Regions from separate parts of the Homo sapiens genome. Here all the other regions are linked to region 3. A link is a loop called in an ENCODE intact Hi-C map of the cell type or tissue named here. Cell type or tissue: GM12878. All regions are shown on one strand. Region 1 overlaps CPPED1 (calcineurin like phosphoesterase domain containing 1). Region 2 has its middle 15 kb from the start of CPPED1. Region 3 overlaps SNX29 (sorting nexin 29). Region 4 overlaps SNX29 (sorting nexin 29). Region 5 holds the start of SNX29-AS3 (SNX29 antisense RNA 3).

Evidence for each region. Peaks named below come from ENCODE experiments on the same cell type or tissue, not always from the same donor. Only the 100,000 strongest peaks of a DNase experiment are listed, where the experiment ranks them.
Region 1: a loop joins it to region 3, with 5 times the contacts of the local background. A loop is called at or near these places in 2 of 110 quality-filtered maps.
Region 2: a loop joins it to region 3, with 4 times the contacts of the local background. A loop is called at or near these places in 4 of 110 quality-filtered maps.
Region 4: a loop joins it to region 3, with 3 times the contacts of the local background. A loop is called at or near these places in 4 of 110 quality-filtered maps.
Region 5: a loop joins it to region 3, with 2.4 times the contacts of the local background. A loop is called at or near these places in 2 of 110 quality-filtered maps.

The regions. Positions count from the first base shown.
Region 1 is chr16:12,747,774-12,752,773 of GRCh38, reverse strand. All of the region lies in intron 2 of CPPED1 (calcineurin like phosphoesterase domain containing 1), which reads left to right. All of the region lies in intron 1 of LOC105371090 (a long non-coding RNA gene), which reads right to left. Among named protein-coding and RNA genes, the nearest start is that of MIR4718, 30 kb to the right of the region's middle. In GM12878, no CTCF peak of the experiment used is centred here; a DNase peak (open chromatin) is centred at 2,463; H3K4me3 peaks cover 620 bases; H3K27ac peaks cover 1,268 bases.
Region 2 is chr16:12,816,607-12,821,606 of GRCh38, reverse strand. No RefSeq gene overlaps it. Among named protein-coding and RNA genes, the nearest start is that of CPPED1, 15 kb to the right of the region's middle. RefSeq lists silencers at 1,993-2,072, 4,458-4,658. In GM12878, a CTCF peak has its summit at 2,066 (motif pointing right); a DNase peak (open chromatin) is centred at 2,126.
Region 3 is chr16:12,533,390-12,538,389 of GRCh38, reverse strand. All of the region lies in intron 20 of SNX29 (sorting nexin 29), which reads right to left. It also overlaps a transcript of SNX29-AS3 not described here. Among named protein-coding and RNA genes, the nearest start is that of SNX29-AS3, 75 kb to the left of the region's middle. In GM12878, a CTCF peak has its summit at 2,619; DNase peaks (open chromatin) are centred at 2,129 and 2,619; H3K4me3 peaks cover 751 bases; H3K27ac peaks cover 3,691 bases.
Region 4 is chr16:12,453,256-12,458,255 of GRCh38, reverse strand. The region is part of intron 18 of SNX29 (sorting nexin 29); the gene reads right to left. Among named protein-coding and RNA genes, the nearest start is that of SNX29-AS2, 83 kb to the right of the region's middle. In GM12878, a CTCF peak has its summit at 2,807 (motif pointing left); no DNase peak of the experiment used is centred here.
Region 5 is chr16:12,610,878-12,615,877 of GRCh38, reverse strand. It overlaps SNX29-AS3 (SNX29 antisense RNA 3), which reads left to right and starts at 4,736. Exons shown (of 4, transcript XR_007064988.1): 1 at 4,736-5,000. RefSeq lists enhancers at 1,923-2,082, 2,263-2,402, 1,533-2,732 and a cis regulatory region at 2,893-3,272. In GM12878, no CTCF peak of the experiment used is centred here; DNase peaks (open chromatin) are centred at 2,087 and 2,407.

The DNA.
Region 1 (5,000 bases), 210 kb before region 3:
TCCAAATGTTTTTCTTTGTTTTTATTTTATTCTGGTGCAGTTTTTGAAAGCACTTCATTTTTGGCATGTGTTTTAGTTTGCAAGATTTTATATATATAAATATATATTATATATCATATAATATATAAACATATACATAATATATAATATAAATATATATACTATATATATAAATTTTCATACCATTACATACTGTCTTTTTATTCATTTGTTTACCTGCCAGGATAGACTTCTAACTGATTTTCAGAATTTAATAAATTTGATCTACTCAGAGCTGACACAGATTGATTTATTCCCAACAATCTAAAGGCAACTGTGGTTGAACAGAAGGCCGTTAGAGAGAATTAAGTGAGGGCTGTCAAGATTAAACAAAGCTTCCATATTTCGTGTGGTAGAGTAGGAGATAACATAAGAGTTTCTTATCAAGCATGACAACTCATTAAACCCCTAACAGTGATTCAGGAGCCAGTTTATGTCATAAACTAACATCAATTAGGCTTTTTAAGAGCCAGAAGATGCTTTTCACACCAAAATCCAGTTACAGCCTGTGATGTTTTTTTAATAGACTTTCTTAAAGAAAGCAGGAGCCTTTTTATATTCAAACAGCACTTTAACCTCTGCTCTATTCTCATTGTGTTTAAGTTTATAAACCAGAACTAGTTTATTACGAGGAAGCTTTAATCTTCAAAGCAAAGTTGTGCTCAGTAATTTGGGATAGAGTGGGAAATGCTTTGACCTGGGGAGTCAGACAAAACTGGGTTTGAATTCTATGACTTTGGTGGCTCTAGGAAGCTTGCTTTTTACTTCCTATTCAGAGCTTCCTAGCACAGACATTTCTCATTTATTTTATCACTGAGTCCTGAAAATCTTACTGAGGATTAGGTATTGGGCTACAATTTCTTTTTAAGTTTTAAATGTTTCAGCATCTTAGAAAAACTGAAAAGCATAAAAAAACACCAAAAATAGTCTAAAGATTAATATAACGCATACACATGCATCCCTAGCCAGCTTCAGAAGTAAAACATTATCAGTCCTATTTAAGCCTCCTGTGTGCCAGTTTTAGTTAGGGATAAGGGCATGTGACAAGAAAATGCAAAGAACAGTGGCATATGTTAAGAGTTTATTTTTCTCTCAGGTAATGAGACATTTGGAGACATGGGTTCCTGGGACCCGGGACTTCCTAGCTTTCTGCTCCTTCATCTTTAGGGTATGGCTGTTGTCTTTGTGCTTACAAAATGGCTGCAGGAGCTGCAGCCATCACATCTGTATTCTACGAAGGAGGAAAGGTCAGTAGCAAAAGGACTTTTCAAGGAGGTCTATCCAATGACTTTTACTCTAGAGACCAGAATTGTACTGAAAAATGTAATATATTTTCATGTTGTGGCTGGTTGGATCTTCTATCCTGATCACTAAAACTTTCTTCATATCAGCCATAAGGCTGTTTCACTTTCCTATCATTTGTGTGTTTACTGGAGTAGCACTGTTAATTTCCTTAAGAACACTCTGCTGGAACACTTGCTGCCAACAAAAAGAAGGGTTATTAGATAGGAAGGTAGCCACCTCTCCCTGAGAACATTCCTCTGCTTCCCTCCAGAGGTAAGTATTATCTTTAAGAGTTTTGGGTTTTTGATTGTATCTCTCTATATTTTTATTACAGGCATACCTTATTTTATTGGGCTTCTCTTGATTGTACTTTATAGATACTGTGTTTTTTTACATATTGAAGGTTTGTGGCAACCATGCATCCAGCATCATTTTTTCTGTTTTTTTTGTTGTTGTTGTTTGTTTGTTTGTTTTTCCTTTTTTGAGACAGAGTCTTGCTCTGTCACCCAGGCTGGAGTGCAGTGGCACAGTCTTGGCTCGCTGCAACCTCCACCTCTCAAGTTCAAGGATTTCTCCTGCCTCAGCCTCCCGAGTAGCTGGTATAGACATGAGGCACCACGCCTGGCTAATTTTTGTACTTTTAGTAGAGACAGGATTTCACCATGTTGGCCTGGCTGGTCTTAAACTCCTGACCGCAAGTGATCCGCCCACCTCAGCCTCCCAAAGTACTGGGACTATAGGCGTGAGCCACTGCGCCCGGCCTCTGTTAGCATCATTTTTTCAACAGCATATTCTTACATCTTGGTAATTCTTGCAATATTTTGAACTTTTTCTTCTTTACTATATCTGTTATGGTGATCTGTGATCGGTGATCTTTGATGGTGTGATCATTCTGGGGTGCCACAAACCATGTCCATTTAAGGTGGCAAATATAATAGATAAATGGGTGTGTTCTGACTGCTCCACTGAGTGGCCATTTCCCTGTCTCTCTCCCTCTTTTGGGGCCTCCTTATTTCCTGAATCACACTAATAATGAAATTAGGTCACTTACTAACCCTATACTGGCTTCTAAGCGTTCAAATGAAAGGAAGAGTCATACATCCTTTGCCTTAAATAGAAAGCTAGAAATGATTAAGCTTAGTGAGAAAGGTATGTCAGAAACTGAGAGAGGCTGAAAGCTAGGCTTCTTGTGCCAAACAGCCAGGTTGTGGTTGCAAAGGAAAAGTTCTTAAAGGAAACTAACAAGTGCTAGCGATTCCTCTAAACACATAAATGATAAGAAAGTGAAACAGCCTTATTGCTGATATGGAGAAAGTTTTAGTGGTCGGGATGGAAGATCAAACCAGCCACAACATTCCCTTAAGCCAAAGTCTAAGGTTCACGAGGTTTAAGGAAAGAAGCCATCTCCACAACAGAAACGTTTAATGTATTTAAGAAATACGTTTCATAAAGCTGTAGCTGCCATAGATAGTGACTCCTTGGATGGATCTGGGCAAAGTAAACTGAAAACCTTCTGGAAAGGATTCACCATTCTAGATGCCATTAAGAACATTCGTGATTCTGCCAGGCGCGGTGCCTCATGCATGTAATCCCAGCACTTTGGAAGCCCAAGGCAGGCAGCTCATTTGAGGTCAGGGGTTCAAGACCAGCCTGGTCAACATGATGAAATCCCCCGTCTCTACTAAAAATACAAAAATTAGCCAGGTATGGTGGCGGATGCCTGTAATTCAAGCTACTTGGGAGGCTGAGAGGAGAATCACTTGAACCTGGGAGGCGGAGGTTGCAGTGAGCTGAGATTGCACCACTACACTCTAGCCTGGGTGTAGAGTGAGACTCCATCTAAAACAAACAAACAAACAAAATTTGTGATTCGTGGGAGGAGGTTAAAATATTAACATTAACAGGAGTTTGGAAGAAGTCGATTCCAGTCATCATGGATGACTTCGAAGGGTTTAAGACTTCAGTAGAAGACAGAACTGCAGATGTGGTAGAGATAGCAAGACAGCTGGAATTAAAAGTGGAGTCTGAAGATGTGACTGAATTGCAATCTCATGATCAAAACTTGAACAGATGAGGAGTTGCGTCTTATGGAATGAAGAAAGAGAGTGGTTTATTGGGATGGAATCTACTCTTGGTGAAGATGCTGCGAACATTGCTGAAATGACAACAAAGAATTTAGAGTATTCCATAAACTCACAATGCAGTGGCATTGTTTCAGATAATTCACTGCAATTTGGAAGGACATTCTGTAGATGAAATGCTATTAAACAAAACAGCTTTACATGCTACAGAGAAATCTTTCATGGAAGGAAGAGTCAGTTGATACAGACAACTTCATGGTTGTCTTATTTTAAGAAATTGCCCCAGCCACCCCACCTTTCAGCAGCTAGCGTCCTCATCAGTCAGAGGTCATGAACATCAAGGCAAGGCCCTCTACTAGCAAAAAGATTGTGATTCACTGAAGGCTCAGATGATTGCTAGCATTTTTTTTTTTAGCAATAAAGTATTTTTAATTAAGGTATGTATTTTTTTTAGACATAATGCTATTGCATACTTTTTTTTTTTTTTGAGATGGAGTCTCGCTCTGTTGTCCAGGCTGGAGTTCAGTGGTGAGATCTCTGCTCACTGCAGCCTCTGCCTCCTGGGTTCAAGTGATTCTCCTACCTCAGCCTCCTGAGTAGCTGGGATTATAGGCGTGCACCACCACAACCGGCTAATTTTTTATTTTTAATAGAGACAGAGTTTCACCATGTTGGTCAGGCTGGTCTAGAACTCTTGACCTCATGATCCGCCCACCTCAGCCTTCCAAAGTGCTGGGATTACAGGCATGAGCCACCGCGCCCGGCCAGTCTTGCATACTTAATAGACTACAGCGGAGTGTAAATATAACTTTTATATGCACTGGGAAACCAAAGAATTTGTGTGACTTGCTTTATTGAGATACTTTATTGTCGTGGCCTGGAACTGAATCTGCAATATCTCTGAGGTATGCTTTTAATATTTGTATGTATTCCTCAGAAATATATAAGCTTATTTCACATGTTTTTAAACTGTGTGTAAATGGTATCGTATCTCACATATTTTCTTTTACAGATTTGTTTCCCTGTATGTTAGAAAGCCTTCTGTATTCATATGGATCATTCATATGGATCATTCTAGTTCATTTATTTTCATTGTTGTAGAGTATTACCATATATGAGTATAACACAATTTAGTTAACCATTGTGCTGTGTTTGGGCATAGGTTGTTTTCAGCCTTTTGCTACCACAAATTATGCCACTATGAGTGAGCTTTCTCCTTTGTTACTGTGCCCATATGCAAGAGATTCTGGAATAATCACTTCAGCATTCCAGGATATTGCTAGATTTTGTCTACGAAATGGTATGTTAATTTATACGCATAGCAGAAATGTGTGCGAATGTCCACTGGCTGTTTCCTCACCGACACTTTCAGTTGTTGGGCTTCTAATTTTGACCAGTCTCTTGGGTGTGAGACGGGCACTGCGTGGTGTTCCTCTTTTAGGTTTATGGAGATATAATTGGCAGACATTTAAAAATGCGCACACAGTGAACAGTTTTTCAGTAGCTTTATTGGGTTATATGTTATATTTAACATGCAATGAACTGCACACGTTTGAAGTGTGCAATTTAATAAATGTTGACATATGTATATACCTG
Region 2 (5,000 bases), 280 kb before region 3:
CAGGAATACAATAGGGCATGGTGGGGGCTGTGGAAAAACAGGGGACCACATGTCCTATCTACAGGGATCAGCTTCTGCCAGTTTCTGGAGGCACAAGTCTGAGCTTTTGTGTATCATCTCCCAATTGTCAAATGTTGCTAGAAAATTAAAATGTAAAACCCTGTGTAGAATAAACAAACCATATCTGCTACCCATTTGCTCTTCTGATCTAACGCAGTGCCTCCATTATTTATTTATTTTTATTTTTTGAGATAGAGTCTCACTCTGTCACCCAGGCTGGAGTGCAGTGGTGCAATCTCAGCTCACTGCAACCTCCACCTCCCAGGTTTAAGCGATTCTCATGCCTCAGTCTCCCGAATAGCTGGGACTAATGGCATGCGCCACCACACCCAGCTAATTTTTGTATTTTTAGTAGAAACGGGCTTTCACTATGTTGGGCAGTTTGGTCTCAAACTACTGACCTCAAGTGATCCACCCACCTTGACCTCCCAATGTGCTGGGATTACCAGTGTGAGCCATCATGCCCAGCCAGTGCCCTCTTTTTTTAAAGATCAAGTGGCTTGGGCTCAGAAGGGTTATGTGATGGGTTCATTGTTCACATTTGGCAGAGCCATAACCAGAATTCGGCTTTTCTCACTTCAAAATCCCTCAAAATCTGCTTGTTCAAAAATTAAATCATGGGCCAGATGCAGTGGCTCATGCCTGTGATCCCAGCACTTTGGGAAGCCAAGGTGGAAAGATCGCTTGAGCCCAGGAGTCTGAAATCACCCTGGGCAACATAACAAGACTTCGTATCTACGGAAAATAATTAGCAGGTGTGGTGGCACCCACCTTAGTCTCAGCTACTTGGGAGGCTGAGGTGGGAGAATTGCTTGAGCCCAGGTGTTCAAAGCTGCAGTGAGCTGACATTGTGCCACTGGACTCCAGCCTGGATGACAGAGCAATACCCTGTCTCAAAAAATGAAGAAAAGAAAGGAAAAAAAGAAAACTAAATATTTTTCATTATTTCTTTATTTTATTTTATTTTATTATTATTTTTTTGATACATAGTCTTGCTCTGTCACCCAGGCTAGAGTGCAGTGGAGTGACCTTGGCTCATTGCAACCTCCGCCTCCCAGGTTCAAGCAATTCTCCTGCCTCAGCCTCCTGAGTAGCTGGGATTATAGGCGCACACCACCACACCCGGCTAATTTTTGTATTTTTAGTAGAAATGGGGTTTCTCCATGTTGGCCAGACTGGTCTCAAACTCCTGACCTCAGGTGATCCACCTGCTTTGGCCTCCCAAAATGCTAGGACTACAGGCATAAGCCATGGCGCCCAGACTCTTTTTCTTTCTTTCTCTTCTTTTTTTTAAGATAAAATTGACTTTTCCCAGTATCCCATTTCTAAGAGCAGAATCATTTTTTCTCGATTTTCTCAGGCTAGAAACCCAAGCCTGTGATTTCTGTCTTGCTGTCTTTCTCATTGCATCCCTCCCTTCATTTCTTCTTCATTCCGACTTCCAGACCCTTACATTTAGCCACTTCAGGGCTCAGTTGCTCTCCTCATGCTCAGTTCCTTTCAACCACAACCATGGTTTGTCTGTCTTAAAACAGCTCCTCTACCTAGCTGATACGGTTTTGCTGTGTCCCCACCCAAATCTCATTTTGAATTGGAACAGTCCCCACGTGTCAAGGGCAGGGAGAGGTGGAGATAATTGAATCATAGAGGCGGTTTCCCCCATAGTGTTCTCGTGGTAGTGAATAAGTCTCATGAGATCTGATGGTTTTATAAATGGGAGTTCCCCCGCACACGCTCTCTTGCCCGCCACCACGTAAGATATCCCTTTGCTCTTCCTTTGCCTTCCACCATGATTGTGAGGCCTCCCCAGCCATGTGGAACTGTGAGTCCATTAAACCTCTTCCCTTTGTAAATTACCCAGTCTTGGGTATGTCTTTATTAGCCGCATGAAAATGGACTAATACACTAGTACTCAAGGTTCTCCACCATCTGGCCCCATTAACCACCCAGGGATGTATTCTCTTCCCTTCCCTCCTCGCACAGTCTGTTACCCACTCTCACCTCCAGGGGGCGCGCAAGACCCTCCTCCCTTTCCGCCAGTTGACTTTGTTGACCAAAGATCGCAATTGAGCCACATTAAGGGGATGAAGGCAGAGCACAAGATCAGAAGTAAATTCTGATTCCTCCCCCTCTTGAAAGCATCCTGGCCAGTTTCATCTATTTCATACAGGTTAAATAATGTATTTAACATTTAATATAAATTAACTTATTTTAATTAATATAAATTAATTTAATTAATAAATTAATTATTGATGTAAATTAATGTTTAATGCTGATAATAATAACAGTTACTTTTTTTATGAGACAGAGTCTCGCTCTGTTGCCCAGGTTGGAGTGCAGTGGCGCGATCTTAGCTCACTGCAGCCTCCCTCTCCAGGGTTCAAGCAATTCTCCTGCATCAGCCTCCCTAGCAGCAGCTGGGATTACAGGAACGCACCACCATGCCTGGCTAATTTTTGTATTTTTTGTTGAGACAGGGTTTCACCATGTTGGCCAGGCTGGTCTCAAACTCCTGACCTCAAGTGATCTGCCTGCCTCCACCTCCCAAAGTGCTGGGATTGCAGGCGTGAGCCACTGTGCCTGGCCCAGGTACCATTTTTGAGAGCTAACCACGTGCAGGTCAATGTGTGTTTTCCTGCAGTTTCTTATTTCATTTCCCCCAAAACTCTATGAAGTATTTCATTTTGAAGATGAAGACACTGTGGTTGAGAAAGACTAGGGGACTTATTCAAGGTTATATGGCCAGTGGTGGGGCTGAGATGCTACCCAGTTCTGTGGCCTCCAAGCTCTCAATCTACGTGTGATGCCTTCCCACAGCCCTGGTGGTGGGACCCACGTCTAACTTCTTTGCATCCTTCACGCTGCCTCAGATTTCTCATCCATCAAATGGCAACAATAACAATCTGTATTAGTTTCCCATGGCTGCCATTATACAGTACCACAAACTGGGTGACTTAAGATAGCAGAAATAGACTCACTCTCATATCTGGAGGCCAGGAGTCTGTGATCAAGGTATTGGTGGTGCCATACTTCCTCTAAAGGCTCCAGGGGAGAATCCTTCCTTGTCTTGCCTCTTCCTAGTTTCTGGTGTTTTGTTTTGTTTTGTTTTGTTTTGTTTTTGAGATGGGAGTTTCACTCTTGTTGCCCAGGCTGGATTGCAGTGGTGTAATCTCGGCTCATTGCAACCTCTGCCTCCCCGGTTCAAGCAATTCTCCTGCCTCAGCCTCTCAAGTAGCTGGGTCTACAGGCTTGTACCACCATGCCCAGCTAATTTTGTATTTTTAGTAGAGACAGGGCTTTTCCATGTTGGTCAGCCTGGTCTTGGACTCCTGACCTCAGGTGATCCACCCACCTCAGCCTCCCAAAGTGCTGCGATTAAAGGTGTGAGCCACGACGCCCAACCAGTTTTGTTTTTTTAATGGTCTTGCTCTGTTGTCTAGGCTAGAGTGCAGTGGTGTGATCTCAGCTCACTGCTACCTCTGCCTCCTAAGCTCAAGCAATTCTCCCGCCTCAGCCTCCTGAGTAGCTAGGACCACAAGTGCACACCATCACACTCAGGTAATTTTTAAAATTTTATTGCAGAGACAGGTTCTCGTTATGTTGCCCAGGCTGCAATTCTCCCACCACAGCTTCCCAAAGTGCTGGGATTACAGGCGTGAGCCGTCATGCTGGGCCCTAGATTCTGGTGTTTTCTGTTATCCTTGATATTCCTTGTCTTATAGATGCATCCTAGCCACACACTCTAATCTCTGTGGTTGTCTTCACATTGCTTTCTCTGTGTGTCCTCTTCTCTTCTTAAAAGACATCAGCCCAGGCACGGTGGCTCATGCCTGTAATCCCAGCACTTTGGGAGGCCTAGGCAAGAGGATCACTTGAGCCGAGGAGTTAAAGACCAGCTGGGCAACATGACATCCAATCAGAAACTCCCAGAGTGAAGTCTTAGGACGAATATGCTTGAAAAGCTCCCCAGGAAATTGTAATGTGCAGCCAGGATTAAGAACCACTAATTGAGACTAATATGCTCAGAGTCTGAAGAGAGAAAATCCAGAATCCTGATGTTGGAGTGCCTCTAGCTACAGACCTTATTTCTCCAGAATATTATATCCTCAATTAAAAAAAAAAAAAAAAAAAAAACAGGCTAGGCCAAGCCTGGTGGCTCACGTCTGTAATCCCAGCACTTTGGGAGGCCGAGGTGGGTGGATCACTTGAGGTCTGGAGTTTGAGACCAGCCTGGCCAAAATGGCAAAACCCCATCTCTACTAAAAATACAAAAAAAAAAAAAAGAAAGAAAATTAGCTAAGCATGGTGGCAGGTGCCTGTAATCCCAGCTACTCGGAAGGCTGAGGCAGGGAGAACTGCTTGAACCCAGGAGGTAGAGGTTGCAGCGAGCTGAGATTACACCATTGAGATTACACTCCAGCCTGAGTGACAGAGCAAGACTCCATCTCAAACAAACAAACAAAATCTAAAAAAAAACAAGCTAGTGCTTTGGGAAGATAAAAACCAGCAAGACTTGACAGATTCAGACATGTGTTCCTTTTCTTAGGAAACAAGAGAAGGAACACTCTATAATTTTTTTGTTGTTGTTTGTTTTTTTAAGATGGAATTTCACTCTTGTTGCCCAGGCTGGAGTGCAATGATGCAATCTCGGCTCACTGCAACCACTTCCTCCTGGGTTCAAGCAATTCTCCAGCCTCAGCCTCCTGAGTAGCTGAGATTACAAGCACCTGCCACCACGCCTGGCTAATTTTTGTATTTTTAGTAAGGAAGGAATTTCACCATGTTGGCCAGGCTGGTCTCCTGACCTCAAGTGATCTACCCACCTCAGCCTCCCAAAGTGCTGGGATTACAGGCATGAGCCACCGTGCCTGGCCAAAAATTTTTTTTAGAAGATATCAGTCATTGGATTTAGGGCCCACTCCAATCCAGTATGAGTATTA
Region 3 (5,000 bases):
GGCCGGGCGCGGTGGCTCACGCCTGTAATGTCAGCACTTTGGAAGACCGAGACCATCCTGGCTAACATGGTGAAACCCCCTCTCTACTAAAAAACAAAAATACAAAATTAGCCAGGTGTGGTGGCAGATCCCTGTAATCCCAGCTACTAGGGAGACTGAGGCACAAGAATGGCATGAACCCAGAACACAGAGCTTGCGGTGAGCCTAGATCACACCACTGCACTCTATTCTGGGTGACAGAGTGAGACTCCGTCTCAAAAATAAAAAAATGCAAGGGGAAATGCAGAAAGCTGTGAATTTGCTTAGCCCACTGAGAAGAAAGCTGTCACCAAGATCGATTATACTTTAGCAGGACAGGACGATTTTGGTCTATAAATGGCAGACAATTTTTTTTTTTTTTTTTTTGAAACGGAGTTTTGCTCTATTGCCCAGGCTGGAGTGCAGTGGCACGATCTCAGCTCACTGCAACCTCTGCCTCCTGGGTTCCAGTGACTCTCCTGCCTTAGCGTCCCAAAAAGCTGGGACTATAAGCGTGAGCCACCATGCCCAGCCAGACAACTTCTTATATGCTGTGGACACACCTCTCTGATATAGGAGATATTTTATTACTTTTTTTTGTTTAAACAAACCCCACATAGGATAGAGGTCATTGTGCCAAAAATACCTACTCTGCTTCCCTTTTTCCAAAGTGAAGTTTCAGATGCTCCAATGTTTAAAAAAGACATGAAGTAGGGCAAACAACTGTAATAATATCTAAGCTGCCAACTCAATCATTTTGGGACTGAAGTGAGAGTTTGAACAAAGAAGTAAAAACAAAGTCAAAATTGCTTCCCTTCGAGAAGCTCCATAGTAGGTAATATTTCCTTTAATCCTCCCAACAAGCCTGTGAAATCTCTGCCACTATCACCAATTTTATAGATGAGGATGCTGAGGCAGAGGTGAAGTTCACAAGGCTGCTATGTAGTTGAGCTGGAATTTGAGCCCAGGTCTGTTTGGCTCAAAGTCTTGCTCTTTCTGTCATGCACCAAGTTGCCAATGAGCTCCTGTAGGAATTTACTAACAGAGCTTTGGCTTAGCCACTATACTAAAATCCAAACATGTACCACACTAACCAGTTTCCTGAGGTGAAAAGAAGGTACATTATTTTGGGTGTGCCTGGCACCTTGCAGTCTGGTCTCTAAGCTCAGCAATTTAGGGGCTGGCCAGGGGGATGGCATCTTTATGCTAACAAGATCCCAGAGTCCCAGCCTCTGAGATCCATTTCACCAACAGCTGGGAGGAAAGGGACTGACCGTGGGTGGAGATACATGGATAAATCTACATCGTCTCCTAAATATGCTCAGTGAATGTGCTTGCTGTGTGCTCCCCCGGCCCCCATGCCCTGAACAACTCTTTTTATTTTATTTTTTTAAGACGGGTTCTCTCTCACTCTGTCGCCTAGGCTGGAGTGCAGTGCTGTGATCTCGGCTCACTGCAACCTCCACCTCCCGGGCTCAAGCGATTATCTTGCCTCAGCCTCCCAAGTAGCTACAATTACAGGTGTGCACCACCATGCCTGGCTAATTTTTGCAGTTTTAATAGAGATGGGGTTTTACCATGTTGGCCAGGCTGGTCTGAAACTCCTGGCCTCCTGATCCGCCTGCCTTGACCTCCCAAAGTGTTGAGATTACAGGCGTGAGCCACCACGTCCAGCCCCCTGAACACCTCTTAATACCAGCTCTTCCCTGGATCTAAGGAACCCAGAAATTAGCTGTATACACCCCTGCTGCAGCCACAGCCAAACTAGTTAGTGCGTTCTCTGTGCTAGGTGTGAACTCTGCAACTTTCTGAGGTAGGGGCTATAATTAGTCCCATTTTACAGAGGGGAAAATAGAGGCATGAAGTCCCTAAAGGTTCTAATCCAGGATCACTGATAAAGTAAACGGCATAGCCTTGAGTCAAACCCAAGCCTGCACAACTGCCGCCCTCCTTACTGATGAGGCCATTCTGCTTGTACCTTTAATGTGAAAGTCATAAACAAGCTTTACCCCCAACCCTGACAGTACGGCTTGTTTCCTGCTGCATTAGTAATTTCTCAACCTGTCTTCCCAGAACGAGCTAGTGAGAAAAACATCCTCAACTCTGTCACAGCAAGTTCTCATGCATAAAAAAGAAAAAAACATGAAATCCTGTTCTTACTCAGCAAGCCGTAACCTCCTTTATCTTCTGAGTGATGTGTGCTAAGCCAGGAGATTCTGCGCTCACAGGCGAGTGCCAGCACCAAAGCTGGGCTGTGTTCACCCTTCTCTCTGGTCCAGGCAAAACATCCTGGGTGTGTTAGATGAATGAAGACAAAGGGCTCAGCTCATGGGCAATCAAATTAGGAACGGGATAGCTCCGAGTGCGTGTCGAACAGGTATCAAAGACCCCTTTTCTCAGCCGGGGTCAAAGCTCTCAGAAGTTCCTTAACCCTCCCCAGCCCCATTTTCTAGCCCTTTCTTCAATTAACCTCAAAGAAGGGGAGATGGGTAGGACCTTGGACAGCACCAATAGGGCTCCCATGGCCGATCTAAGCACTGAGAGGCCAAAGTGGCGGCAAGGCTTACACAGTGGCTGCGGCCTCTATACTCTGAGGACCTCCAGAGGAGACACACAGTGGTGGAAGACGAGCGTGACCAAGCCTGGCTTTGTTTACAAGGGGCACAGAGGACCCACAGTTACAATGCAGGACCTGGAAAGCCCCAGCCCTGAAGATATTCAAGACTGCTCTGTAAGTGCTTCATGTTGGTGTGACTGACAGTGACAAAGGGTAGAGGCTTGCCAATCGTGCATACCCAGCTCACACTCCCCATGCTGCCACGTCCCAGCTGTGAGACTATGGCTTGGCCACTTCACTCTGTGAGACTCAGTTTCCTCATCTGGAAAAAAGGGACAGTAACACTAACCTCAAAGAAAGGATGTGTTAATAAATGAAAAGCTGGCCAGGCGCAGTGGCTCATGTAATCCCAGCACTTTGGGAGGCCGAGATGGGTGAATCACTTGAGGCCAGGAGTTCGAGACCAGCCTGGCCAACACGAAACCTCATCTCTACTAAAAATACAAAAATTAGCTGGGCATGGTGGCACATGCCTGTAATCCCAGCTACTTGGGAGGCTGAAGCACAAAAGTCGCTTGAGCCCAGGAGGCAGAGGTTGCAGTGAGCTGAAATCACACCACTGCACTCCAGCCTTGGTGACAGAGTGAGACTCTGTCTCAAAGAAATGAAAAGCTCCTGGCCTAATACCTGGACCCTGGCGGGTGCTAAATACATGTTGGTTTCTCCTCCCTCTCTCTTTTTCTTGACTGTGGAGTCCCAGTGCTTTGTAGCTGGTTTTATAAGACCCAACGAGCCAGCTTCTCAGGCCAGGTCTGGGCTTCTCAACCTTCACACTAATGACGTTCAGGTCAGATAACTCTGCTGTGCAGGGAGGAGGCCATCCTGTGAGGTGTAGGATGCTCAGTACATCCCTTGCCTCTACCCACTAGATTCTCGTGGCACTGTCCCCCATGGTTGGGACAATCAAAAATGTCTGCATTCACTCCCAGCTGTGCCTGGAACTGGGGAGTAAGGCAAAATTGCCCTTAGTTAAAAACCAGAGGGGTAGACGCAGAAAGAAAGCCACTTGGGTTTAGTAGGGCAAGGGGCAGTGAGTGACAGGGGAGTGGCAACGCCAAGAAAAGCAGAATCAAAGATCCTCCGACAGCCCGTCTGCAGGGAACTCCTTCAGGTGAATTTTACCCATGAATGGAATTTGCTTTTTGAATTTAACAGGTGACAATACCAGACTTCTTTTTCAACCCTAATAACCTGTGACCAATTTCCCTGAACTGACACAACTGCCCTCCAAAGACCCACTTTTCTTGCTGAGCTGCTAAAAGCAAAACAAACCCCGAAAACAAAAACCAAAGCCTCCCTAATCTGCGTTCTTTCTACAGGCAACCGAGTGCAGCCGCTGGCTACACAGAGGACAAGAAGCAAAAGAAGCTGCCACAGAGAAGGTGTGAGAGGTGCAGGAAACCTCTCCAAAGACCAGGACATTTGGCTGGGCACAGAGGCCCTCATTAGGAGCACGTCTCCCACACGGAGAAAGACGGCAGGTGTGCCGGCGGTGCTTGGGCACTGAGCAGACATCTCTAGCCCGACGATTACTCCAATGGACCCTTTCTCATGGAGCCCACACTCTTATGAAGACCTCAGTCAGAACCGCAGAGGCCGCGCTGCCCTGAGGCCTGGTGTTGGAGCTGTCCTGGTTAGCACCTTGTCATCGCGATCCCCTGGGGTCAAGTGGGATCCCCTGCTGCCCTCACTCTGCACTGCTTCACATGTTAAACAGACTTATGCACCAAAGTCCCCTTTTGCCCTGGAAGGCTTTTAAGGTACAGTGGACCCCATGTGGCCCACAGATGTTTTAAGCAAACAAAGGAGTTTCCAACCAACTTAAACATCAGATTTTATATGAAGATGTGCATTTCTGCCACGTCTTGAAAAGGTCAAGGACTTCTATCCAGCTAGCTGCAGTCCTATATAACAGGAATCAGCCTGGTGAGGAGTGGCTGATCCCTTTTGATGGGGCCTATGAGCTGCACTCCACACCACTCCCTGCTGACAACTCAATGGCTTAATTCACTTATATGACCCACCCAGACCTACAGGCACCTGAGTTTGCCAAGGCATCCAGTCGACAGAGGTAAATTTGGGGTGCCTATTGATGCTGGAAGATCACAGAACCAAGGCCCCAATTTGGGGTGTCAGTCCAGGTAGCGGGGTGTCTCCTCCCTCCAAATAATATACCTGGTTGATAATGACGAGGCTAAGAAAGTAAGAAATGAGGACAAAAGGCTGCAGTGGCTGACGGGCTGCTCTCTGATGTGACAAGTCTGTCCAGGAACCCCACTGCTGGGGATGGGGGTGGGGAGGTGCAACATTAGTGTCTCACCTCCTGTGGGGTGGAAATATGCATCAACACATCACAAAAGGGGCG
Region 4 (5,000 bases), 80 kb after region 3:
GGGGCAGATATGCTACAAAATGCCAACTAAGGTCCCTCTGGGCTCACAGATGGAACGTGGCTGCCACTTCCCAATGGGCCTGAGGTTTCTCCACGTGCAGTGCAGAGCCCAAGGTGAAGCTGTTAAGGCTCTCCATCCATCTACAGATGCACAGTCTTTTTTGCACAGCTGCAAGACTGTGCTTATGGTCTTTAATCTTCCTCTTTGAAAAGCATCCAATTTAGGAATTTTTGCAGTAATCATTTCAGAGTAATGAAAAACAAACAGAACAATAGAACATTTCAGATGTGATAGGCACACTCTCTGCACCTCTCTCTAATGTATGTTTAAAGAGATGTATTAGTCATCACGAGGAACCCTCTTTTGTCTCCCCACGCAATCAAATTGCACCCGTATGCAGACCACAAACATCGTAATACAGTTAATTTACCCAATGTACTCATTTCTCTCTCATAACAATGCCCGTAAGATAGCATTCAATTTTGTTTTAAAATTTCCTCACATACAAGATGGGGCTGGGATGAACATTTTTCCATCTTGCAGGCTTGCAAAGCACCACGGCAGAGGCTAACGTGTGCCATTTTGCCTGGTCCAAGTCTTTTTATGATGGGTAAATGAGGTGTGAACAGGGCCTTGCCCAAAGACCCAGAGTGAGTGGTGGAGACGTGATTTGAACCTTTGTCTTTTCCCCCACCTAATCTGTGTTCTTCCTCCAGACCACCCTGTCCTGAAGCAGTAGAGAAAGAGCTCAGGCTCTAGACAAGGCATTGAGGTATAGTGTGGGCCATTCTTGAGACCTGCCGTATCTCTGCAAAACACAGACAGATGCCTCCCAATCACTAAGAGTGGGGAGGCCCCACTCCAGAGAACAGAGGTTAAAGTGCAGGCTGTGGGAACTGCTGCCTCAATTAACCCCCGACTCCACCACCTGCCAGCTGGACAACCCTGGCCAACCTACCTTACCTTTCTGAGCATCAGTTTTAGCATCTATAGAGCGGGGATAGTATTAGCACCCACCTAAGAGGGTTGTGACATAACACATGCATAAAGCATGACCGGTGTTTATTGTACTGTTATTAGCAATTCTGGAAAGGGGTTGAACTCTCCTTAAATGCTACATGAACACACAATGTGACTTGACCTGCCCTGAATGTATTGCTACTTAGTAAGGAGAAGAAAAGGGTAAAGGGGTCTGGTCTGACATCACAGCTTACTGCCCACTAGAAGAGGGTGGCATTATGGCAAAGGAAGCCTCGAGTATCACAATCAACTCTGTCAATGCAACTCAAACACTGCTTTGGTCCTGAGATGCACAGTGTTCTCTCTGGAGGCCATCGGCAGACAAGATGCTAATGCCCCGGGCCTTCTGGGAGTTCAGAGGGTGCTCCTGAGCAGCTCCCATCAACCTAGGTACGTCTCTGTGAAGGCCAGCAGCTCAGAACCTTTCCACCTTTGGAAAAGCTCACAATCCCAATGCATCCTCTCCCTGAAAGGAGGCAATTTCACACATCCCCCCAGGCACACATGCACATACTCCACCAGATACATATACATACACATGCTACCGGGTGCACACACTATCAAGTACTCACACACGTATCCCTTCAGGCACACATGCACACACCCCATCAGATGCTCATCCATGCACACACTACCAGGTGCACACACTACCAAGTACTCACACACTGCCCCACCAGGTATACATCACTTTCGCCAGATGCACATACACACACACACACACACACACACGTGCACACATGCCACCCAGTATACACCCTTACCCCACCCCAAAACTATCCTCTACCATCATTCTCTCTCTGCTTCTTCACAGCATTTGGTATAATGAGCAATTATCTTGCCTAGTTTTTTCCAGTATCGTGCTGTATTTATTGATGCCATAGGTTGACACTGTCTGTTTACAAGATGAATCATTTGAAATGGCAGGCAATCGCAGCTGCTGACCTCAATCTGTGGTACATATCAAGACTTTATTTATTGATGGCTTGCTGTCCTCTCTCCACTGAACGTAAGCTCTGCACATTTTAAGATTTTATTCTTTTAATTGACAAATACTAATTATACATATTCTTGGGAGTACATGACCAGAGTCTTATTCACTATGCCCTAGTACCCAGACCAGTGCCTGGAAATAATGGATATTCAATACTATGAATGAATGAATGAACAAACAAATGAACAGATGAATAAATGAACATCACCTGAACATTTACTTGCAATTGTACCTTTACAAGTCTTCATCTTTACTATGCAATGAATTCCTTGAGGGCAAGAACCAAGATGGAAACCCCTAGGAGCCCTCAGTTCCTGGAGATGCCCAACGGGTGCTAGATGGGTGGGTAGGTAGATGGATGGATAAATGGAAGGAAGAGAAGGAAACAAGAAGGCAAGCAGGAAAGAAGGAAGGAGGGAGGGCTTACCCTCCATACCGGGCCACCTACATCTCATCTATCCTTGCTTATAAGCATCTGGCAGTGAGCAAAGGATGGACGCTTCTGACAGTCAAGACCAAGGTCTGCATATGCAAGTCTCTGTGTGTGGCACTGTGACACCTCCTCCAGCCTTCTGCACAAATAAAGACTTTGCAAAGCCTACTGGATGAAGTTACCGACACTCATAGCAGCGAAAACTGGGAAGTCAGAAAAGTCTCACCTAAGACAGAGGAAGAAACAGGTAGGTCCCGGGATCCACAACTCAGGGAGGGAAGAGACAAGGAACACTGGCTAATGTGGGGAGAAAGAGGACTTCCTTGGCCAGGGCTCTGGGAGCCAGAGTGGCAGCAGGTGGCCACCGCCACCTAGAGGTCAGTTACAGCCACGGCGGGTGCTGGCCAAGCCGGTATGCAGGGCTTGCCTGGTGTGTGGCTGACCAGGAATGCTGGAGGTTCTCAAAAAAAAAGTCCTTGATGGGGTAGACCCAGGGTCTGGAAGTCCCAGCCAAAAGGGCCACGAGGTGTGGGGGCTTTAGAAACCCCAGGCGTAGACCAAGCTCTAACTTGCCACCCAAATCAGACTCGGTGGGGTTCTACCAAGGAGAAGGGCGTCTTGGAGCTGGCTAACAGACTCAGGTCGTCTAGAAGGAGGAGGAAACCTTTGTCAGGAGGGACAAAACCAGCTATCTTGCCTCCTACTCCTTTTCCACACCACAGCCAGAGCAATGGTTCCCAAGTGTAAATTAAAGTCCTCCAACGGGCCAGGCGTGATGGCTCATGCCTGTAATCTCAGCACTTTGGGAGGCCGAGGCGGGTGGATCACTTGAGGTCAGGAGTTCGAGACCACTTTGGCCAAAATGGTGAAACCCCATCTCTGCTAAAAACACGAAATAATTAGCCAGGCATGGTGGTGCATGCCTATAGTCCCAGTTACTCGGGAGGCTGAGGCAGAAGTGCCTGAACCTGGGAGGCTGAGGCAGAAGTGCCTGAACCTGGGAGGCAGAGGTTGCAGTGAGCCGAGATCACGCCACTGCACTCCAGCCTGGGTGACAGGGTGAGACTCCATCTCAAAAAATAAAAATAAAAAATAAAAATAAATAAATAAATTCATTCCTCCAATGATGCGCCACTGCACTCAAGCTCAAGTCTAAATTCCCAGACGTGGCTTGCAGGGCCCTGCCTGATCTGTTCTTCCTCACCTCTCTCTTCGGGTTATTTTCGATGTTCGCTCTTCAACTGAGCAGCAAGCCACATTCGCCAGCAGCACCTGTGGCCCATGGAAACTCATAACTAGCTGTTGACTATAAGTCCCTAAACGCCATGTGCTATGTCACCTCTAGAGTTCTGGGCAGCAGTTCTCTCAGCCTCTACTCAAAGAGCTCTTTGCATCAGGTAGGAATCGCATTTGGTTCCAAAATAGCTGGGGTCTAATCACTTGGGGCTTCTTTTCTGATGGACAAGCAGTCTGCAGGGAGGCAGTCCAGAATTGGGATGGCTGCTCTCCTTAGTCATCAGGGACTGAGGCCGTCCATCTTTCTGCTCTGCGATCTTAGCTGCAGAGTTGCCATCCCCCAGGTTACCACATGGCCCAAGGCGGCTGCTGGAGTTCCACCTATCATATCTCAATTCTAGGCAACAAGAAGCAGAAAGGCAAGGCATGTACCACGCAGATGAGGTATAAGCAGCCTTTCTGGGAAGCCACAACCAATACATCTACCTATATCTTACTGGCCAGATCTTAGTTACATGGCCATATGTAGCTGCAAGGGAAGCTGAGAAATTTACTATTTTCTATGTGGGCATAATGCCCAGGGCTCTGTTACTAAGAGATAAGGAAAAAAACAACAACAAAAAAAACCCATGGCTATTTTCAGCAAGCAACTAGCAGTGTCTGCCACACTCCTATACATCCAATTACCACATCTTGATGGAAGGCCAGGGGACAAAAAAAATTCCAAAGATACCTTCCCTGCCATCTAAATGCCTACAGTCTTATTGAGGACTCAAACAAATACAGCTGAAAAGATAAATGACAATATCAAGCAGAATTAAATGAACCACAAGTCCCACTGCAGTCTTTGAAGGGTAACTTTTATGCAAAAAGCAAGAAAAGGAACAATTACTGAGGGCCAGCGAGGTGGCTCATGCCTCTAATCCCAGCAATTTGGGAGGCTGAGGCACAAGGACTGCTTGAGACCAGGAGTTCAAGACCAGCCTGGGCAACACAGTGAGACCCCATTTCTTAAAAAAAAAAAAAATTACTGAGCCCTTACTCCAGCTGGACTCCATGACAGCCACTTTGTTTGTTTTTACTTCTCTTCGTTTTCACAACAACCCTGCAAAGTAGGCATTAGGCATCTGCATTTTGTTTAAGAGGAAATAAATTGGGGTTATATGATGTGCCCAGGGTCACACCGCCAGTAAGGATTTCCAGCAAGGATGGCAAACCTGCCAAGTCTAGAGCTACCTGCCTACTCTAGTGTACAGTGGTGGTTGCCTGGGGAAGATGGTGGTCATGTGGGGGATGATTCTGAGAATGCATCTGAGTTCG
Region 5 (5,000 bases), 77 kb before region 3:
CTTTCTGATCCATGAAATGAGTATTTTCAGCTCCAAGTTACTTCAGCTATATCCTTGTTAATTGTTTCAATTACTAGGGAAAGGATTGGTTTCGTCATTCTTTTTTGTCCTCCGTATTATTAGTTTTCTGGTTCTTCTCCTTTAATGTTTTTCTGGTCTTTGGCCCTTCTGCTTTATGGGAGAAAAGGATTTTCTGAAGTCATTTGGTATCTCCAATGCTGAGTTACCCCCCCACCCCCCAACTTTTTTTTTTTTTTTAAACACACGGTCTCACCCTATGCTTTAGGCTGGAGTGTAGTGGTAAGATCATAGCCTCGATCTCCTGGGCTCGAGTGATCCTCCACAAGTATCTGGGGACTACTAGTGCATGCCACCACTCCTGGCTAATTTTTAAACTTTCGTAGAGACAAGGTCTTGCTATCTTGTCGGGGATGGTCTCAAACTCCTCAACTGGAGCAATCCTCGTGCCTTGGCCTCCGAAATTGCTGGGATTATAGGCATGAGCCACCAGGCCTGGTCTGACTCGTTCAATGTAGTTAAATCTTCTGTAACAAGGTTCTCTTATACTTTGGGGGATGGCCCCATTTAGGCAAAAATAAGATTTCTTACTATTTTCCAGTGATAAGTACTTGTTAGAACTATGATAATGGATTATATGTGCATATCATAACTCAAAGGCTTTGACACGCATTATCTGATTTGATTACCAGTCATGCATTTAAAGAGATTAGTGTATCCTTTTTCAAAGGATACACTAAGAGGTGAACTGAGGGTGTTCTGTAGCGACTTAATGTTGTAACTAGTAGGTAAAAGCAGAGAGCTAGTATTTAACTCCCAGTCCCCATATTGGCTGACCACTGAATTGCCTGGGCAGGTTCCTAAATGCTTTCTTGCCAGAGAATTCCCTAGATCTGCCTACAGAAAGCACACAGGTGTCTGTGAAAGGCAGGGGCACCCAGGGGTCAAGAGCAAAGGCTCTAGAGTGAGCATGTGTACATCTGTAAATGCTGAAAATCTGAGACAGGTTGCAGTTAATCCAGAAAGTTTATTTTGCCAAAGTTGAACACACCTGTCTGTGACACTCTCAGGAGTTCCTGACGACCTGTGCCCGAGGTGGTCAGAACACAACTGGCTTTTACACTTCCTAGGGAGACATAACACATCCATCAATACGTGCTGGATGAACATTGGTTCGGTCTGGAAAGACGGGGCAGGTCTAGAAAGGCAAGACAACTTGAAGCAAAGCTGGGAGGACTCGACGGCGCGGTGGGGGAGGGGCGGGGTGGGCTTCCAGGTCCTAGGTAGATAAGAGACAAATGGTTCCATTCTTCTGACTTTAAGTTCTTTTTTTTGGTGGTTTTTTCAATGTAACTTAAAGACTTACCGTAATTTAGAGTTTATTACCCTGAGTCTTGAGCCAACTTGGCTGACTGTGAAATGCAAGGTATATTCATGAGAGAACTGCGACTCTCACATGAAGATTTTAGTATACACGGTTAAACACTTACTGTTACTGCAGAATCAACGTTCTCTTTCTGTGATTTCAAGTTATAAACTGATAATGCATAACCTTGTCTGAAAAGAGACGATGTGCCCAAGGAGAGCACACGTGCATGATTGCAGCTTTGGCCCTGAGCACGATGCTTTTCTTTTTGGAGAGTGGATTCCAAACACAGTGGCTGTCACAAGGCTTCTCATGGACCAAGATGTTATAAATAATCGGTGCCATAAAAGAAATAGCACTGAAATGTAAATTTAACTTTCTGCAGCTTTTACTTCTATAGAAGGGTGCAACTCGTGAGTGGAGCAATACTGAGGGCATACCTGAACAAGGGATGGGAAGGGGTTTTTATTCCTGATGTAGGTAGCCCCTACTGCTGTGTCATTCCCCTATTGGCTAAGGTCGGACCACACAGTCTAAGCTAATTCCGATTGCCTATTTTAAAGAAAGCCAGGGGTATGAGTCGGAGTGGTGGGGGTGAGTAGCTTGGCAGGAAAGACGGTTACAGAACAGGTGACTAAGGATGAGTCAGGACACAGCAGGTGACCAGGGTGACTCAGGTCAAAGCAGGTGACCAGTGGAACAGATGTGAACTACTGATTAGAACTGGTGGGAAAGTTGCTCACTGAATCTAGAGGCAAGGGGGTGAAGGAAAACCACAAAAAACGTTAAAATGGAGAACAAAGAATGAGAGAGCTGAACATACTGACATAATGATTCTTTGAAGAGAAACTTGGAGTTCACTATATTTAACAAAGAGGTGGTGGAAGGCGTGGAAAGAAAAGGAACAAGCATCCTGTCTTGGTCCCTGTCCTTCAGCCCTTGAGTTCAAAGGGCAGAGGCATCGAAATGTTTGTCGGATTAATGATTAACATCTGCTGGTCTGCCGCCGTTCTCCTTGGGAGCATGGCCAAGGTCTACATCCCCTATTCTTCCCCCTCTATCTGGCTTGATCTGTGACTTTCATCTAATTTACAAACATTTGCATTGAAATGACAATCTCAAGGCTCAAAGACTTCAACCTCAAGCACCATGTAGTAGCCCAGTGAATTTTTTTTTTTTTTAAGCAGCGGGGGTGGGCTTTGGGGAGACGGGGGAATGAGTAAGAAACTTCTTGGGTCTGTTATCAGAGGCATTCGAACCAGAGCAACTCCGTCCTGAATGAGGGCTAGGAAAATGAGGCTGGAACTTGGGAGGCGGCATTCTGGACTGGTAGCTATTCTTGGCCTCTAGATGTTTCTGGTTAAGGGAACAGATTAATAACACTTAAAAATTATTGATGCCACAAAAGAAATAGCACTTGAAAATTTCCTCAAGGCAATTTTACTTCTATAGAAGGGTGACTTACAGATGGAGCAATGGCGAGAGCACAGCTGAACCAAGGGAGAGGAAGGGGTTCTTATTTCTGAGACAGGTAGCCTCTACTGCTGTCATTCCCCTATTGGCTAGGGTTGGACCACAGTGTAAGCTAATTCCGAATGGCTATTTTAAAGAGCAGTGGGTACAAGTCTGAGAAGCAGGAATGACTGCTACAGAACCGGTGACTCACGATGATTGAAGTCAGAGCAGGTAACCAGCGTTGACTCAGGATGGAGTAGGTGACCAGGGCAACACATGTGACCTACTGATTAGAACTGGTGGAAAAGCTTGTTTACTGAAACTAGGGGCAAGGAGATGAGAACGAGGAAGTTAAACTTTAAAATGGACAAAACGGGAGCCGAACGTGTACTGATAGATTGGCTCTTTGGATGGGATGTCAGAACTCATTGTACTTAACAATTGACAGGCTAAAATCTTGGAAGAGGTATTACATCCTTCAATGCTTACTAAAGAGACCCAGATGTGGGAGTGTCATGTTATCCTGATACCTTGAACAGAAGGATTCGTAATTTCGCTTCGAAGATAATACTGATTCTTGTAAAATGTAGTAATTAAGAATTATTACAAATCCTTGTAGCAGAGCATGTCTCTCATCAAGATGTTTTGTTTTTTGATGCAGTCTTGCTCTGTTGTCCAGATTGGAGTACAATGGTGCAGTCTCAGCTCATTGCAACCTCTACCTCCCGGGTTCAAGCAATTCTCCTGCCTTAGCCTCCCAAGTAGCTGGGCGCACAGGCACGTGCCACCACCCCTGGCTAATTTTTGTATTTTTTAGTACAGACTGTTTGACCATGTTGTGTAGGCTAGTCTCAAACGCATGACCTCAAGTGATCCCCCCCACCTCAGCCTCACAAAGTGCTGGGATTACAGGCGTGAATCACCATGCCCGGCCCCTCATGATCTTTTTTATTCTCTATAAACAAGCATTGTACCTAGAGTGGATGCATTCCCCTTTCTTTTGGGAATGCCCTACTCTATGGCTAACAGTACTTAGGCTACTTCCTTAATAAACATACTTTTGCTTTGCACTGTGGACTTGCCCCTGAATTCTTTTGTGCACGAGATCCAAGAAGCCTCTCTTGGGGGTCTGGATCAGGACCCCTTGCCTGTAACATTGTTACCTCCCTTTTCGACCAAAGCAGCCTCATTTTTTTTATTGCATTGTGGTGTGGAGCCCCAAAACTAGTTGGCATCTCTGGACCCCTAAAGATCTAGGTAACACTTGGTGAATTTTTAAAATCTCCCTTTTCATGGGTTTTTAGAAATTCAAAGTACTCTCCAAGATTTTCCCAAATCCCAGGTGCTTCTACCATTATTGTTACATGAAAGGGTTCCTGATGCAGTCCCGAGAGAGATGGTTCTTGGATCTCCTGCAAGAAAGAAAGAAAGCACAAGTCTGTAAAGTGAAAGCAAGGTGATTAAGAAAATCAAGGAATAAAGAATGGCTACTCAATAGACAGAGCAGCCCTGAGGGCTGCTGGTTGCCTTTTTTTATGGCTATTTCTTGACATGCTAAACAAGGGGTGGATTATTCATACCTCCCCTCTTTAGACCATATAGGGTAACTTCCAGATGTTGCCATGGCATTTGTAAGCTGTCATGGCAGTGGTGGGAGTGTAGCAGTGAGGACGGTCAGAGGCCACTTTAAGCACCATCTTGGTTTTGGTGGGTTTTGGCCGGCTTCTTTACTGCAACCTGTTTTATCAGCAAACAGGTCGGCACAAGATACAGCTATCTCATCCTGTGACTAAGTGTCTTAAGCGTCTGGGAATGCAGCCCAATAGTTTCAGCCTCATTTTATCCAGCTCCTACCCAAGATGGAGTTGCTCTGGTTCAAATCCCTCTGACACCATTATGACATCTTCTCTAATTTTCATGCTTGTGTGAAATTATTTGGGCTGAAGTGGTCAGACAGCTTGGGCTACCTTGTCACCATATTGTGCTAGGTGGAGGCTACTGCCTCTAGAAGACTGTCTATTGTGCCTTGAATACACAGCATTGACTTTGCAGGGTCATCTTGCTGGATAACATAGCACCACCCAAACAGGAGAATTGAGGCTGAGACTGGATCAGGCCCAGTGGAACATAGCGAAATGAGAATAAGCTTTCGTGTTAGAAT